2 separate regions of the Homo sapiens genome follow, and region 1 is linked to region 2. The links are chromatin contacts, found by POLR2A ChIA-PET in ENCODE. All regions are on one chromosome and are shown on one strand. Each heading gives the region's core, a stretch centred on a gene start or an enhancer-like site at or near the end of the contact. The rest is flanking DNA. Distances are from core to core; before and after follow the strand shown.

What was found. ChIA-PET counts read pairs that join two places held with the same protein, here RNA polymerase II (POLR2A).
Region 1: POLR2A ChIA-PET joins it to region 2 with 12 read pairs in BJ. The contact joins the promoter of TBC1D10C here to the promoter of RHOD in region 2. POLR2A ChIA-PET finds 5 or more read pairs at or near these places in 3 of 52 experiments (A673, BJ and Caco-2).

Annotation. Positions count from the first base shown.
Region 1 is chr11:67,402,531-67,408,213 of GRCh38, forward strand. It overlaps TBC1D10C (TBC1 domain family member 10C), which reads left to right and starts at 1,553. Exons shown (of 9, transcript NM_001369496.1): 1 at 1,553-1,824; 2 at 2,555-2,654; 3 at 2,869-2,976; 4 at 3,065-3,171; 5 at 3,373-3,487; 6 at 4,097-4,162; 7 at 4,297-4,486. The coding sequence starts at 1,673. RefSeq lists an enhancer at 2,531-2,700.
Region 2 is chr11:67,054,066-67,059,733 of GRCh38, forward strand. RHOD (ras homolog family member D) reads left to right here and starts at 2,782. Exons shown (of 5, transcript NM_014578.4): 1 at 2,782-2,969. The coding sequence starts at 2,838. RefSeq lists silencers at 2,681-2,840, 2,851-2,920.

The sequences.
Region 1 (5,683 bases), core at 303-2,802, 350 kb after region 2:
CTGGAGTAGCTGGGATTACAGGCGTGCGCCACTGTGCCCAGCTAATTTTTGTATTTTTAGCAGAGGTGGGGTTTCGCCATGTTGGCCAGGTGGCCTTGAACTCCTAACCTCAAGTGATCCACCCCCCTTGACCTCCCAAAGTGCTAGGATTACAGGCGTGAGCCAACAAGCCTGGCCCCATAATTAGCTTTTGAGTAGCACAGTAATATTGCAGGGTGTGCACATAAAAATAATTACTTTATGAGCAGACGTGGCTGGGCACAGTGGCTCACGCCTGTAATCCCAGGACTTTGGGAGGCCTAGGCGGGCGGATCATTTGAGGTCAGGAGTTCGAGACCAGCCTGGCCAACATGGTGAAACCCCATCTCTCTAAAAATACAAAAAGTTAGCTGGGCATGATGGGAGCCTCCTGTAATCCCAGCTACTTGGGAGGCTGAGGCAGGAGAATCGCTTGAACCTGGGAAGTGGAGCCCAGGCGACAGTGCGAGACTGTCTCAAAAAAAAAAAAAAAAAAAAGAAGAGCAGACGATAAATGAACCTTAATTCTTGTTGGAACCCTGAGTTGGTGCTTTACATGCCAGTAACCTCAGAACTGGAAGTGGGCCTGCCGTGGTGGCTCAGGCCTGTAATTCCAGCACTTTGGGAGGCTAAGGCGGGATGGTCTCTTGCGTCCAGCCTGGGCAACACAGCGAAACCCTGTCTCAACAAAAAATACAAAAATTAGCTGGGCATGGTGGTGCGCGCCTGCAGTCCCAGCTACTGTGGAGGCTGACGCAGGAGGATCTCTTGAGACCAGGAGGTGGAGGTTGCAGTGAGCCCAGATCGTGCCATTACACTCCAGCCTGGGTGACAGAGCAAGACCCTGTCTCAAGAAACAAACATGAAGTCCAGGCGCAGTGGCTCATGCCTGCAATCCCAGCACTTTGGGAGGCTGAGGTGGATGGATCACCTGAGGTCAAGAGTTTGACCAATGTGGCAAAAACCCTGTCTCTACTAAAAATACAAAAATTAGCCGGGCATGGTGGTGCTTGTCTGTAGTCCCTGCTACTTGGGGGGCTGAGGCAGGAGAATCACTTGAATCCGGGAGGTGGAGGTTGCAGTGAGCTGAGACCGCGCCACTGCACTCCAGCCTGGGCAACAGAGCGAGACTCTGTCTCAAAAGAAACAAACAAAAGAACTGGAGGTGGCCCGGCCCCTGCGTCTAACAGTCCTGGGCCCTCCACACCAGCACAGGAACTCAAGCCTGCAGTCACTGGGGCCATGGGGAAGGTGGGAGGAGCCCACAGCTCAGGGGCACTGGGGCAGGCAGGAAGAGCCTCAGAGAGGAAGGGGTGACACCCCCCACCCTTGGGAGGGGCCCCCAGCGGTTGCCAAAGCTGTGTGAGGAGGAGGAGGAAGTGAGAGGAGGAGGTGAGGTGCTGCGGGAGGTGAGCTGGGCTGGTGGGGACAGGGGCAGGGCTTGGGGCTGGGTCTCCGGACAGAGGCCTGGCTTTTCTGTCAGGGCAGGGCCTAGCCCCTGCCCCCATAAAAGAGGAGACATAGGGGGCTTGGTGAGATACCCTGAAACCTCCCCCCTCTGACCCCGCAGCCAGGCCCCAGGCTGGCCGGGAGTGGCCCCTCACACTGGTTCTCCCCACTTTCTCTGCCTGTGGCATCGAAGGCCCCGGGCACCATGGCCCAGGCCCTGGGGGAGGACCTGGTGCAGCCTCCCGAGCTGCAGGATGACTCCAGCTCCTTGGGGTCCGACTCAGAGCTCAGCGGGCCTGGCCCATATCGCCAGGCCGACCGCTATGGATTCATTGGGGGCAGCTCAGCAGAGCCAGGGTAAGGGGGCAGGGTGAGGGCTGGCGGAATGCTGGGACAGAGGACAGGGGGCTGAGGGCTGAATTCTGGAGGGAGGCCGGGAGGGTCTGGTGGTAGGGATTGGGAGGGGGACTCAGCCAGTAGCACCCCTCTGCAGGTGCCAGGTGGAACCCTAAGGTGGGAAGGGTCCGGGGAGGCCTCTGTACGTCTCTTACCCCCAGCCTCCGAGGGTTTGCACCCACTACTGGGGCAGAACATCCTTCCCCTTTGAACCTCTGGCTCAGGAATCCCAGATCCAAATCACAGAACCCATACCTCCTCCTTCCCCCTTTCCCCAAGCTACAGACAGAAACACAAGTCCAGATATAGACAGAAACTTGCCCCAGGTCACACAGATCAGACACAGACCCAGACTCAAACTCAGGACTCTGGGCTTCCAGTCCAGGGCTCTCTCCAGCCAGCTTCCCCTATGAATTGTCTGTGTCCCTGTCCTGGGTGACAGCCAACCAGTCCCTCCCCCAATACACACCCACTCACCCCTTCAGTCTCCTGCTTCTGCCCACGTCGGAGCCACATCCTTTCCTGTCCCCGTGACAAGCATTGGCAGCTCCTGGGTCACAGGTCACCCCACAGGGCTCCCAGAGATCCCTAGGGCCAGGAGCTGGGTTCACCTGGGTAGCCTGGAGGGTGGCAGTGTGGGCCTTGGGTAACAGCTGCCCAGCGTCTGGATACCTGTGCCATGCACCCCCAGGCCGGGCCACCCACCTGCAGACCTCATCCGCCAACGGGAGATGAAGTGGGTGGAGATGACCTCGCACTGGGAGAAAACCATGTCCCGGCGGTACAAGAAGGTGAGGGGGGCAGGGGCCCCACTTGGCTTCCATGGCTCATTCCTCTCTGCCTCAGCCCACATCTTGGCAAAATGTACCCACCCTGTGTCCCAGCACCTCCGGCCTTTGCTCCCTGCCACCCAAAGTGGGCCCCTGCCTGCTGATGAGCTGTGCCTGGGGCCTGCCAGCAGGAGCTATGGAGGCTGCCTAGTGGAGCCCTTGGCCTCACCCACAGGTAAAGATGCAGTGCCGGAAAGGCATCCCGTCTGCCCTGCGCGCCCGATGCTGGCCCCTGTTGTGTGGGGCCCATGTGTGCCAGAAGAACAGCCCTGGCACCTATCAGGTGAGGGAGTGGGCAGGGGCCCCAATTCCCCTACCCAGAGCCCCTCACCACACTGAACCCTCACACCCACCTTCCTGGCTACCCACAGGAGCTGGCAGAGGCCCCTGGAGACCCACAGTGGATGGAGACCATTGGCAGGGACCTGCACCGTCAATTCCCTCTGCACGAGATGTTTGTGTCGCCTCAGGGCCACGGGTACGAGGCCGGTGATGCCCAGGGACCCCCAGCCCCACAAGCCCCAGGTGCTCCAGCCCACTTTCCCTAGCCCAGCTCTACAGTCTTGCATCTCAGGGGACCCAGGAAGGCCCAGGGAGGCTGAGGCCTGGGCAGAGGCCCCCAGAGGGTGGAGAAGGGGGTGCCTGCAGGACTGGCCCCTTATGGGGTCTTCCGGCACAGGCAGCAGGGGCTCCTGCAGGTGCTCAAGGCCTACACCCTGTATCGACCGGAGCAGGGCTACTGCCAGGCCCAGGGGCCCGTGGCTGCTGTGCTGCTCATGCACCTGCCCCCAGAGGTGAGTGACCTTGACCCTGCTCTGGGAACCCTAGTGACCTAGGCCCAGGGAACCCCATCCCCAGGAACTGTGGCCTCAGAAACCTGCAATCCTTGATTCCTGGACCCTGTCCTAGTGACCCAGGTCCTCATGACTGCCAGCCTCAGTGACCTTCAAGCCTAATGACCTTGACTCCAGGAACCTGGGACCCTTGACCCCAGCCTTGACCCCAGTCATCTAGGAATCTGGATGTTATCACCTTGACCCCACGACTCCTGATTCTGAACTTGGGGACTGCGACCCCAACCCCAAAGACCCAGAAACCCAGGACTTGAACTTTGGGACACTCCCAACCCTTGGCCAGTGAACCCCAACCCTGTGACCTTCAAATCTAACACCATGAGCCCTGTGATTTCCAACACCCTAAACCCCTCAGCAGACCCTGTCTTGGGCAGAGGAGGGGGCTTTTGGGAAGGGCTTCCAGGAACTGCGCAGGTTAGGAGTGGCCCTGAGTGCAGGCCCCTGTGGTGCCCAGGCCCTCCCCTTCACTCCTTTCCCCTGTCCTGCCTTCTCCTCCACGGTCCCTTCCTTGGTGAGCACTTACAGGCCTGTGCCCTGCCCCTTCCCCAGGAGGCCTTCTGGTGCCTGGTGCAGATCTGTGAGGTCTACCTCCCTGGGTACTACGGGCCCCACATGGTGAGAGGCTGACATGGGGGCTGGAGGAAGGAGGGGCAGGGGCCCGGTGAGTGGGTGGGGGTCTGGGGACTGAGGGAGGTTGAGCCTGGGCTCTGGGGGTGGCGGTGCTGGCCTGCTGATGGACGTGGCCACAGGAGGCTGTGCGGCTGGACGCCGAGGTGTTCATGGCCCTGCTGCGGCGGCTGCTTCCGCACGTGCACAAGCACCTGCAGCAGGTGGGCGTCGGACCCCTGCTGTACCTGCCCGAGTGGTTCCTGTGCCTCTTCGCCCGCTCCCTGCCCTTCCCCACAGTGCTGCGTGTCTGGGATGCCTTCCTCAGTGAGGGTGAGTGGGGCAGCCAGTGGCTGGGGCAGGAGCCTTGGGGTGTGGGTGGGGAGGTAGCTCACCAGCTCCAGGGTTCCCTTTTTGAGCCTCAAATCACAGGACTGGGTGTGCCGAAGGTGATGGCCTGGTGCCTGGCGCTACATCACCCATCACCCATCACCCAGGCACCGCCTGGTGCAGAGCTGGGCCAGGGAGGCTTCCAGAGGAGGCAGATGGGGCAGGAGCAGGGTGATCACAGCACATGGAGGCCTGAGCTTCTCAGGGACAGTAGGAGGCGTTCCTCCCCAGAGCCCGCAGGCACCTGCTGGGTGCTCACTGGCTCCAGACGTGGATCTGCAGCTGGGAATCAAGTGATCGAGACCTTCAATTCTGGCGGGGGTGGGGATGGGTGGCGACAGTAACCAAATTCACAAGATATTTATAGATTGTCAGAAGTGTCATGAAGAAAATAAAACAAGGGATGTGACAGGGAGTGTCAGGGGAGTGCAGGGGCGATGGCTGCATTTAAGCTCCTTCTGGCTGCTCTGTGCAGGAGGAGGACTCACAGGGGTGGCTGTGGAGGCCTGGGGCCAGAGAGGCCACTGTCCCCAGGGGCCAGGCTACAGTCTACGAAGCAGGGAGGGCTTGGAGCCATGAAGCCAGAGAGGTGGAGGCTGGGGGCCAGGCCAAGAACAGGAGGGGAGTCGGAGCAGAGCCAAGCTGGACTCCCTGTGTCTTTGGGACTCTGCCTTGATACTGCCATCGGTAACCCACCTGCATTCTGTTCTATATGTGAGGTCTGGAGGTTGCACCTTAAAACGTGGTAGAAATCAGTCAGCATATGCATACTGTGCATACTGAATGCCTGTCGTGTGCTCAGCCGGCTTCCTGCCCTCCGCACAGCGGAGGACCACTGGCTGACTTAGAGTTCTGGCCACAGGTGTCCAAGTCGCTATCCATGCGGTCACCTTCCAACCAGCCTTAGACCTCGAGAGCAGGGCTGGGCAGAGCTGGGCAGGGCCTGACCTGCCCACCTGGGGGCAAACACTACACAGGCTCCCTTTATCAGAAGGACGATAGTATGAATAGTGATTGTTCCTACCATCATCACTCAACCTCGCTGGTCCCCTGGTGGCTCTTCTCAGATCAGAGGCTGCCAGGAAGGAATTTTGAGGCTCCAGGACTAGCCCAAACTCACACTGTGGGGAGTGTGCACTG
Region 2 (5,668 bases), core at 1,532-4,031:
TGGCCTTAGGATGGGGGTGGGATGTGAGAAAATGGGGAGAGGGGTGAGGCCAGGGGGCCTTGGAGTAGGCGGAGGCTGGAGAGTGGTTGCCTGTCCACAGACTCCCCATTCATGTCACATGTGGTATTCGTCATCCATGCAAGTATTTGTTCCTTTATTCATTTCTTCAGTTTGTTTATTCTTCTAAGCCAGCCCCTCTGCCGTCCATCCTTCCGTCTTTCCTTCCTCTCTTTCTCACTCTGTTTTTTTCTTTCTTGTCCCTTTGGTTTGTCTGGCCAGGAGATCAACTGGGCATACCGTCCTGAGCCACAGCTGGGTGCCAGCCTGAGAGAGGCACTCCTCTAGGGGATACGGTGAGCCTTGGCCCCTGCCCTTGAAGGGTTCAGGGCAGTAGGCCACGGTGCTGGGCTCCCCACAGATCTGGGCCTGGGGTTGGTGGGGCCTCGAGGGGCCTAAGTCTCCCACAGGCTGCAAGTCCTGAGAAGCCTCAGTAAACACTAAAACAGTAAACAGTACCCTGGCCAGGCAGACTGTGTGACCTGGGCCACCACTCTAAAAATAAATTCCAGGAAAACAGTATGGTCCCAGGTCCAGCAATGTCTGAGATTCAGGGACATTCCCTGCCAACCAGAGCCGATTTCTGTGGCCTGGTGACTAAGCTCCCTCTCGCAGGAGCGTAAGCATGGTGGGGGAGCGGAGGCTGGGGCTTGACGTCAGGAGATTGAATCCTTGCTGTGTCCTGCTGGTCTAAGACACCCCTCTGCCTCTCTCTGAGGCTCAGTTCCCAAATCTGTAAAATGGGAGGAAGCAGGTCATCTGCTTGGTCTACCTCGTGGTCTGAGAGCTAAATGAAATTGCAATTGTGCAGATGAGGCGTGATGGAGGGAGACCACCTGGCTTTGGGGTCACGCCTGGATCCAAATTCTAGTTCAGCCTCTTACTAGCTGTGGATGTTAGTCAACAACTTAGCCTCTCTGGGCCTCAGGCTCCTCATCTGTGAAATGGAGCTAAGAGTCCCTACCTCCTAGGGAACAGTGCCTACACGTGGCTTGCAATCCACTAATGGGTGTTGTTATTATTAGGAAATGTTCAGTGAAACTGTATAGCATGACAAACATCAAGTGTGTCATTACAGAGATTATCCCTATAGCAACCAAGGCCAAACGCCTCTGCCTGACTCTCAGCTCCCTCCACCCCCAGTCTGGCCCCACCTGCCTTCCAGCCTTGCCACCCAAGGCCTGACGACAGCAGCAGTTGGGAGGAAGATGCTGACAGCTGATCCGAGGGGGTGGGGCCCCTCTCACCACTCCTTGGGGCGGGGAGCCCTGCTCTGGAGCTACCTGCCCAGCCCAGTGTCAAGTCACTGCCGAGCCCTGTGGCAGTTTCGGGGAGGAAGGGGCACCTGGAAAGGCAGAGCTGTGCTGGGGAGGATCCTTCCCTCCAAGTGGGGCTCCATCCAGCCTGCAGACCACAGCCCGGAGCGGGAGCCGGGCAGAGGAGTCAAGGAGCTGGGCTCTGCCTCTCCACCTAGTGACTCCTGCCCTGGCTGCCTCTTTAGACCACAGTGAGTTTAAAGGAGGTTGAAGGTGCTTTTTCACCTGCCTGACTTGGAACTCCATGAGGGGGGATGTCATGACCAGCATAAATTAGGGGGAACCTAATGACGTCTGCCCCTTGTTCTTTTAAGCTTCAATAGAAACACTCAGTCCAAGATCTGGGAAGACCCTTGTGCCCATTTTTAAAAGATTTCAACTCTGGCCATTAGGAGAAGTGGAGAGATCAGGTGACAATGAGTTCCCAGTTCAATGCTGGATTTACTGCTGGCATCCAACGTGCTCCACTGAGCAAGCACCAGCTCCTCATGCTGCACCACTGTGCAAGCGAGCCTCACCCTCTGCGGGGGCGGGGTGGGGGGGCAGCATTCCGCTCCGGCCTCCGCAGCTTCGCACGTGCCGCTGTCTCCGGTGGAACACCTTTTCCCTCCCCCATCTGACTGTGTTTCACTTTTTCCTCAAGACTCTGAAAGGTTTCCTGACTCCCTCAACGTGGGCGAGGAGCTCTTTTCCCCTACTCCCGTCCCGCTGCCTGTCCCTACTCCCGTTGTAGTTCTGATCACACTGATGTCCTGCGTGTCTACCATTCTAAGCCGTGGGCTTCTCAAGGCAGGGCCTGGATTTTGTCTTAAACAGTTCAGGGTCCCCGGGCCCTTGGGCACCAGGGGGACATCTCATGGTGCAATAATAAGAAACACTCACACTTTACAGAGGGAAGGTTCTATCGCTTTCCCTAGATCGTGGCCAGCCACGGTGTCAGGTGGCTGCCCACCTGCAGCAGAGCTTCCTGGTGCTGCGGGAGGGGGCAGGCCAGGCCTGGTGGGGCCAGTGAAGGGGGTCATCCCCTTCCCACCTGGCATGAAACGCCTGTGTTGTGCTGCGTCCTGAGACCCCTGGGGAAATGCACCATTCATTCATTCATTCATTCATTCACTAAAGGTCACTGGCTCCTGCCTGGGATCTGGGACCCAGCCCCTGAGCACACCCCCGCCCCCACTGTCATGGTCCCGCTGTTTGTCTTCTCCCTTCCGACCTCCCGTGGCCCCAGCGCGGCCAGCTCACAGTAGGTGCTCGGGCAGCGTTTCTTCAGGGACCTAGACGGCCTGGAGAGGAAGGGCCCCAGCCCAGCCGCCCGGGCCTCTCACCTGGCTCTCGGGGCGCCCGGCTCGCACTTCCTCCCGCCGCCCCGCCCCTTCCACATTCCTGCCCCGCCGGGCCTGCCCCGCGCAGTCTGGGTCTCTGCGCCGCAGCCGCCCGCCCGCCCGCTCAGCGCCCGGCCCCGGGATGACGGCGGCCCAGGCCGCGGGTGAGGAGGCGCCACCAGGCGTGCGGTCCGTCAAGGTGGTCCTGGTGGGCGACGGCGGCTGCGGGAAGACGTCGCTGCTGATGGTCTTCGCCGATGGGGCCTTCCCCGAGGTGAGTGCCCCGCGCCTCCGCCTCGCCCGGTTCCGCTCGCGCGCCCGGGTGTACAGGTCCGTGCCGGAGCGGCCCAGGCTGTGCGCCTAACCCGGCCTCCGAGGGGTGTCCCAGCGGGGCCTGGGGTCCAGGGCAGAGTTCTTCCGCCCCAGCCATTGGGAATGAAGGCCTCAGTGATGTTATCTGTAAAGCCGGAGGAATGGCATCCACCGGGGAGAGGTGTCACAAGGACTGAGTGAGGCGACCTGGGTGCACACAAGATCCTAAGACAGCACTTGGCCACACAATTCCGCTGAGGGCCTGAGAGCTTGGAAGCCAGACTGCCGAGGTTCAAATTATGGCTTTGCCTCTTATAGCTGTGTGCCCTTGGGTAAGTCCCCTAACCCTGCTGTGCCTGTGTCCCTCACTACATCACAGGTGAGTGACAGTGCCCACCACACAGGGTCACTGTGACAGAGAGTTAATAGACCTCAAGCACTCAGCCCCGGCCTGTGCACAGGAAGGACTCACGGAGAGTTGGCACATGTCGCTCCTGGGAAACATTGTCTCCCTTCCAGCTCTTGCCGCTGGAAAGCACATGCCATGGGCTCTGCCTTGGAGGGTGGGAGCACGCCAGCTGTAGCCTCAGCTGCTGGGCCCGCGTCTCTGCTCTCCTCTGAGCCCCGTGCCCTTTTGTAACCTGCTTAGCTTCTCTGAGCCTCAGTTTCCTCACAACAACCCCATGGGGTAGAGGGACTGTAGGGCAGTGGTGAAGTGGAGCCCAGGGGAGGCTGACAGGCAGCTCCCGTGCGGTAGCTGGCATGTCCTTGGCGCTGTAGGCATGCCCACCGTTAATCCTTCCTGACATGCTCACTGACTGCCCAGGCAGACTCCACGGGCACCAGGCGGCCCCTGCTCTGCCGCCTCTCAGCCCTGTTGTCCTGGGAGTCCATGGAGTTGCTTCCAGCATCTCTTCTTTTTTTTTATTTTTATTTTTTTTGAGAAGAGTCTCACTCTGTCACCCAGGCTGGAGTGATATTGGCACAATCTCAGCTCACTGCAACCTCCGCCTCCTGGGTTCAAGCGATTCTCTTGCCTCAGCCTCCTAAGTAGCTGGGATTACAGGCGCCCACCACCACGCCTAGCTAATTTTTAAAATTATTTTATTTTATTTTATTTTTGAGACGGAGTCTCGCTCTGTCGCCAGGTTAGAGTGCAGTGGCACAATCTCGGCTCACTGTAACCTCTGCCTCCCAGGTTCAAGCGATTCTCCCGCCTCAGCCTCCCGAGTAGCTGGGACTACAGGCGCGTGCCACCGTGCCCAGCTAATTTTTGTATATTTTTAGTAGAGACAGGGTTTCGCCATGTTGGCCAGAATGGTCTCGATCATTTGACCTGGTGATCCGCCCACCTTGGCCTCCCAAAATGCTGGGATTACAGGTGTGAGCCACCACACCCAGCCAATTTTTTTATTTTTAGTAGAGATGGAGTTTTGCCATGTTGGTCAGGCTGGTCTCGAACTCCTGGCCTCAAGCGATCTGCCCGCCTCGGCCTCCCAAAGTGCTAGGATTACTGGCCTGAGCCACCGCAACTGGCATTCTTCCTCCTTTTCTTCCCAGCATCCTCTAAGCCCCTGGGGTTGTATAGGTGCTGGAGCATCTGAGCACAAGCAGGACGGTCGGGCCTACCCCAGTTCTTATCACACTGTAGTTCTTATCAGGATGATATCTGTCTGCCTGTCTCCCACCCTTGGCCCATGTGCTTTCTGCTGCAGTGGCATTGAGCCACTTTTGTTTAGTAGCTTGCGGAGCTGGTGTCACCTCCTTTGACCAGTCATACATTTTTTTAAGTTGGGGGAAACATGTTTCTGGGCCCCTAGATGCTGCCCATGGGAACCCAACAATGAGGGCACCCGGGGAAGAGCACCACACAGGGACAGGTGGCCCAGGCCCAGGGGAAGGCACCTGATGGGCGGGGGCTGGAGGGCTGATGCCTCACCACCAGCTCTGAGATGTCCTTGATGGTGAGACCATCCCAACTTCAGAGGAGTTATGACGTGGAAATGGGCCTCTTCCAGTTGATAAGATGTGAATGCTTTGAGGGACATGCTGGGGCTGGCCAGAAATGGGGGGAGGGCATGCTTATCACCAGGAAAATGGGCTGGATTTGTCCAGGCTCCTCCCGTCTGGGGGCTCTGAGTTCCCTGGAGCAGGAGAGTCCTCTTCATTTAAAGAACCCACAATGGGCCGGGCGTAATGGCCCACACCTGTAATCCCAGCTCTCTGGGAGGCCAAGGTGGGTGGATCACCTGAGGTCAGGAATTCAAGACCAGCCTGGCCAACATGGTGAAACCCCATGTCTACCGAAAATACAAAAAAAATTACCCGGGCATAGTGGCAGGCGCCTGTAATCCCAGCTACTCGGGAAGCTGAGGCAGGAGAATCGCTTGAACTCAGGAGGTGGAGGTTGCAGTGAACCGAGATCGCGCCATTGCACTCCAGCTCGGGGACAACAGAGCGAGACTCCGTCTCAAAATATATATAAATATATATATATATATGTAATTAAATAAATTAATTAAAAGAACCCACAACGTGTAAGAGTTGGAAAGGCTTCATTTTGCAGATGGGAAAACTGAGTCCAGAACCCAGAGGCTTACCTGGGGGCACATGGCCCGGCAGTGGCAGCACTGATCTAGAGCCCAGGTCTTCCCCCTCCCG